Linked DNA regions of Homo sapiens: region 2 is linked to region 1. A link is an interaction called in ENCODE POLR2A ChIA-PET data of the cell type or tissue named here. Cell type or tissue: OCI-LY7. All regions are shown on one strand. Links, peaks and the distances in the headings refer to the core of each region. The heading gives the core; the rest is flanking DNA. Region 1 overlaps CCDC12 (coiled-coil domain containing 12). Region 2 overlaps KIF9-AS1 (KIF9 antisense RNA 1).

Region 1 (2,805 bases), core at 183-2,682:
CAGGCTTTGAATAAGCCAGTGGTGTGACGTGGATACCAGGAACACTGATGTCCCAGCTGTGGTGTTGGCTGTCGGTTGGTTGGGAAATAACTTTTTTTTTCAGACGGAGTTTCGCTCTTTTGCCCAGGTTGGAGTGCAGTGGTGCAGTCTTGGCTCACTGCAACCTCCTCCTTCTGGTTTCAAGCGATTCTCCTGCTCAGCCTCCTGAGTAGCTGGGACTACAGGTGCCCGCCACCATGCCCAGCTAATTTTTGTATTTTTAGTAGAGATGGGGTTTCACCATGTTGGCCAGGCTGGTCTTGAACTCCTAACCTTGTGATCTGCCCGCCTCGGCCTCCCAGAGTGCTGGGATTACCAGGCGTGAGCCACCGTGCCCGGTGGAAATACCTGTTCTTTTAATAAATGGTAGCTCTTATTCCCTTGACCCACCCCATTTTAAGAACAAATCTACCCACATGAAAGGTCACATAGATGCTATAGAGGTTGATGCATCTGGTGCCAGGTTTGAGTGAGGGCCGTTGGCAGCTATCAAGGAAACTGTTTTAGGGGATCCAGAATTGATGTAAACAGGGCCATGGGACTAGGGTGTGTGTGGGAGGCGAAAGGGTATCATTTACAGGGGCCACCCACTGAGGTTTTCAGGTCCTTGCTTGCTGTCTCTGTTGGATCCAGCGAAAGTGAACACATAGTGGTTGGGCTTTCTCCTCCTCTTCCCTCCTGGGCTCAGCCTAAGGATCCTATCTACCAGCCAGAGTTTGTGGAGAAAGGTCACCTTCTTTTGTTCTACAGGCCTTACAGATCTGGGGATGGTCAGGTAGCAGCCACATGTCCTCAGGACCAGAGAGTCTGGGTGGTTGTTCCAGTCCCTGGAACTGACCAGGTGGGCCCCCTGTGCCTGATTCCTCTGACTGTCCACTGTGAGGCAATGGGGAAGGGGTTTCTGGGTGCCACACGAAGCTGTCTCCCACCAGGGGAGGGGTCTTCCAATCTGCATGGACCTTATCATTTGCTTTTGTGATTTGCTCACTGCTGCTCCCCTCGTGAGCTTAGAATGGTGAGGAAGTCCTAGTGGTTGTGAATTCTGCTTTGTGGTGAAGGAGGCTTTTTTCCCCTCCAAGAAAAGGGAAATGGTGGGGTAGGGTGAGAGGGTGGGGAGGTGACTTCATTGCTCATCACCAGTTAGTTTCTTAACCGACATTTTTAGCCCCCCAGTAATGGAGATGTCTATCCTGATTTAAGAGGGCTTAGTCTACAATTGGCTGCTGCATTTGCTACTGTGGTTAGAGTCCCAGGCTGCAGAGGGACGCTGGTGTGTGCAGGCTCAACCTGTCCTCTTCTGCACCAGCAAAGCTGGACTTTTTTTTTTTTTTTTTTCCAAGCTTGAGAAAAGTCATTAGGCATTGACAAGGCTGTGTCAGGCCTGAGTGCCAGCCATGGTTTCCTGCTTCCCCATTTAGCCAGGTGAGGGTCAAGAGAATCTGTTTAGGGTATGAGTCAAGATAGTGAGCCATAGTCAGCTAGGTTCCTCTGGTTACTTTTATTATTAAGTCATTTTGACAGCAGAATTAAGGAAGATGGAAAAAATACTACCCACGGTTGAGTGCGAGTCTGTGAAGTCTTTGGCCATTTGTATGTATGGTATTGCCATGGTTGCAATCATGAGTATGTAATATAGGACTCTTACCCCTGGCGTTTGTGTGTTTGTCTGTTGCATAGTGCTGCCTCGCTATTTTAATGCCTCCCCTGGCCCATCATGTGAATGCTGGCCTGCATAACTGTGCCCTACGGTGTTGGGCTCACTGCATAGTTCCACTTCTCCCTACTGTGAGAAACACAGCTCTAAACACCTCTGCATGCATTGCTCTTTTATTTCCTTGTGATGTCTTTTGGGACTGGAGTTCTTGGCCAAGAAATGACAATATTTGGGGCTCTCGATGGGTTTGATTGTATCTCTCTGAAATGACACCAGAAAGAGCTGTCAACTCTCATGTGATGACAGATGGAGGCACCCTAGACACACTTGAAACCATTTGCATGTGAAAGGTAGGGACAGGAGTGGGACAAGAGCAAAGGGCAGGGGTTCTAGAGGGAATCAGCCTATGCTTGAAGCCTGCCCTGCCATTTGCGTCCTGGCAACCTCTAGCTGTGTGACTCTGGATGGGTTACTTAATTGTCCTGGGCTTCCATTTTTCTCATCTGTGGTAGGAGAAAGGAGTGCTGACCTTATTAGATTTTCATAGTGATTAATTATTGATTATTTTTGATAATATCAGTACTACTGTTTAATTAATGGAATAATCAGTTGCCTGGCATACTGTTATTACCAAAGAATTGACAGTGTTGTAAGACATGCAGAACAGAGAAGAGTGACATTTGGGTTCGGCACTGCCCAGGGCTCACCTTCTAATGGAAAATCTTCCAATTTTATGGAACCTAGTTAAAACCACACTCCCAAGAAGTGGGCAGGGTTGGGATTTTTGTCTTCATTTTGCAGGAGAGAAGCAGAGGTGCAGATAGTTGTTGGAAAAGAGGATAGAACAGACAACTAAAGGATAAACAAGCAGCATGTGTGGTAGAAAGAACTGAGGATGTGGCAGCGGGGAGCTGGGCTTCTGTTTATTTCCCAAAACTTGTGCTCTACCCAATGGAAAGAGTATTAGGTATGACATGCACAGACCTGGTCCAGCCTCAGTTCTTGCATCTGTGCAACAAGGCTAGTGATAACCGAATACGTGGGTGCTGTTGGAAGGCTCACACAACAGAAGTTCCTGTAACATGGGAAGTTAGCATGTGCCTTCTGCCTCC
Region 2 (2,805 bases), core at 269-2,768, 220 kb before region 1:
TTGATTAATATTTTATCCCAGAGCTTGGGCCACTAGCTGTAACCTGCCCTGCAGCTGGTAGGCCTAGGCAAGCCACTGTGCCTGGCCTGGTTACCTTTAGAAACACTTTTTTTTTTTTTTTTTTTTTTTGTGACAGGGTCTCGCTCTGTCACCCAGGCTGGAGTGCAGTGGCACAGTCTCGGCTCACTGCAGCCTCTGCCTCCCGGGTTCAAGCGATTATCCTGCCTTAGCCTCCTAAGAAGTAGCTGGGATTACAGGCATGCACCACCACACCTGGCTAATTTTTGTATTTTGAGTAGAGACAGGGTTTCACCATGTTGGCCAGGCTGGTCTTCAACTCCTGGTGTCAAGTGATCCACTCACCTCGGCCTCCCAAAATGTTGGGATCACAGGCGTGAGCCACGCCTGGCCAGAAACACTTTTCAGATACGGATTTCAGATTGTTTTGTTAATAATTGTCCTTATTTGCATAGTTTTTGCTTTTTGAGACAGGGTCTCACTCTGTTGCCCAGGCTGGAGGGCAGTGACACAATCTTGGCTCACTGCAACCTACACCTCCCAGGCTCAAGTGATCATCTGACCTCAGCTTCCCTAGTAGCTGGGGCTATAGGCGCATACTACCACACCCACCTGCCATTACACCTGGCTAATTTTTTATATTTTTTGTAGAGACAGGGTTTCTCCATGTTACCGAGCTGGTCTCCTGGACTCAAGCGATCTGCCCGCATCGGCCTCCCAAAGTGCTGGGATTATAGGCATGAGCCACTGTACCCAGGCCGTATTTTTTATTCTTAAATTGATTATGCTTTATATTTCTAGATGTCTAAAGTCAACAACAAAAAACTAAAAGATTAAATTGATATCTCAGCATTTTAACTTACTTAGAAATGACTCAGACACTTTATGATTATCTATTACATAATTTAACATAACATTACTTCAAGATACACAGTTCAAAGACATATGCATGCTATGGACATACATATGTCTTCAAAGGTCTCACCATGGTCACCTGTCCAGGTCCCAAAATATATATATATATTTTTGAGACAGAGTGTCACTGTGTTGCTCTGGCTGGAGTCCAGTGGCATGATCTTGGATCATTGCAAACTCCACCTCCCGGGTTCAAGTGATTCTCGTGCCTCAGCCTCCCAAGTAGCTGGGATCACAGGCATGTGCCACCACACCTGGCTAACTTCGGTATTTTTAGTAGAGGGGGGTTTCGCCATGCTGGCCAGGCTGGTCTCAAACTCCTGATCTCAAGCAATCCACCCACCTTGGCCTCCCAAAGTGCTGGGATTACAGGTGTGAACCACCACTCCTGGCCTGAACCACTCTCTTATGTGTCTCAGACTGCCTCTAATCACCAGGTAGCAGTAGGGTTCTCAAGTTATCAGGGTTACCAGTTCCTTATTTATGCCTTTCTGGATAAGTAAGTGTCCCTAAAATGTTCTTTCAGTGAGGAATGCCCTGTAAGTCTGCTTTGTGTCCTAGGCAACAGTCCTGACATCTCTGCAGTCTCTAGTCACCTAGACCAGCTGAATGGTTCAGACAGAGTCATTGTCTCATCTCTTCAGGGTAATATAATTCACCCTCATGCACTCTTTGGTTTTGAAATAACAGGAATTGGTCACAAATGAAAAGACAAGTCTGAATTATAAGAAATAGAAAGCAGTTGCAATTTCAAAGGCATGCTAGGTAGTTTTAGGCTATAAGAAGTGAAACCACTTGTATTAGTTCTTTCTTACATTGCTATAAATAAATACCTGAGACTAGGTAATTTATAGACAAAAGAGGCTTATTTTGCTCACGGTACTGCAGGCTGTACAGGAAGGATGGCAGCATCTGTTTCTGAGAAGGTCTCAGGAGGCTTTTACTCATGGTGAAAGGCAAAGCAGGAGCCGGCATTTTATATGGCAGGAGCTAGACCAAGAGAGAGGGTGGGGAGGTGCTACACACTTTTAAACAACCAGATGTTGTGAGAACTCACAAGGGGGCATGGTACTAAGCAATTCATGAGAAACCATCCCCATAATCTAATCACCTCCTACCAGGCCCCACTTCTAACACTGGGGATTCGACATGAGATTTAGTGGGGACACAGACCCAAATCATATCATTCCACCCATGGCCCCACTAAATCTCATGTCCCTCTCACATTGCAAAATACAATTATGTGTTCCCAATAGTCCCTCAGAGTCTTAACTTATTCCAGCATTAACTCAGAAGTCCAAAGACTCATCTGAGACAAGGCTAGTCCCTTCTCCCACCTCAGCCTCCCGAGTAGCTGGGACCACAGGCGTGTGCCACCATGCCCAGCTAATTTTTGTATTTTTAGTAGAGATGGGGTTTCACCATGTTGGTCAGGCTGGTCTTGAACTCCTGATCTCAGGTGATCCACCCGCCTTGGCCTCCCAAACTGCTGGGATTACAGGTGTGAGCCACTGCACCTGGCCTGGTATTTTACGTTTAATGTATTGTTAGATTTATCAGGCGTGGTGGCTCATGCCTACAGATGTGATTACAATCCTAGCCTTTTGGGAAGCTGAAGTGGGTGGATCACTCGAGCCTAGGAGTTTGATACCACCCTGGGCAACATGGCAAAACGCCATCTCTACAAAAACAAAAACAAAAAGAAAAAAACAACCAACCAAATCAAACAAAACAAAACAAAAACTAGCTAGGCGTGGTGGCTTGTGCCTATAGTCCCAGCTACTCAGGAGGCCGAGGTGGGATTCCTTGATCCCAGGAGGCGGAGGTTACAGTGAACCATGAGACTCGCTCTGGCCTGGGTGACAGACCAAG

Evidence for each region. Peaks named below come from ENCODE experiments on the same cell type or tissue, not always from the same donor. Only the 100,000 strongest peaks of a DNase experiment are listed, where the experiment ranks them.
Region 2: POLR2A ChIA-PET joins it to region 1 with 5 read pairs; 1 of 35 experiments calls an interaction of 5 or more read pairs at or near these places.

Annotation. Positions count from the first base shown.
Region 1 is chr3:46,952,218-46,955,022 of GRCh38, reverse strand. All of the region lies in intron 1 of CCDC12 (coiled-coil domain containing 12), which reads left to right. Among named protein-coding and RNA genes, the nearest start is that of CCDC12, 23 kb to the left of the region's middle. In OCI-LY7, for the core only: no CTCF peak of the experiment used is centred there; a DNase peak (open chromatin) is centred at 1,442; H3K4me3 peaks cover 1,747 bases; H3K27ac peaks cover 2,500 bases.
Region 2 is chr3:47,174,835-47,177,639 of GRCh38, reverse strand. The region is part of intron 2 of KIF9-AS1 (KIF9 antisense RNA 1); the gene reads right to left. Among named protein-coding and RNA genes, the nearest start is that of KIF9-AS1, 12 kb to the right of the region's middle. RefSeq lists an enhancer at 1,831-1,890. In OCI-LY7, for the core only: no CTCF peak of the experiment used is centred there; a DNase peak (open chromatin) is centred at 1,819; H3K4me3 peaks cover 1,706 bases; H3K27ac peaks cover 2,440 bases.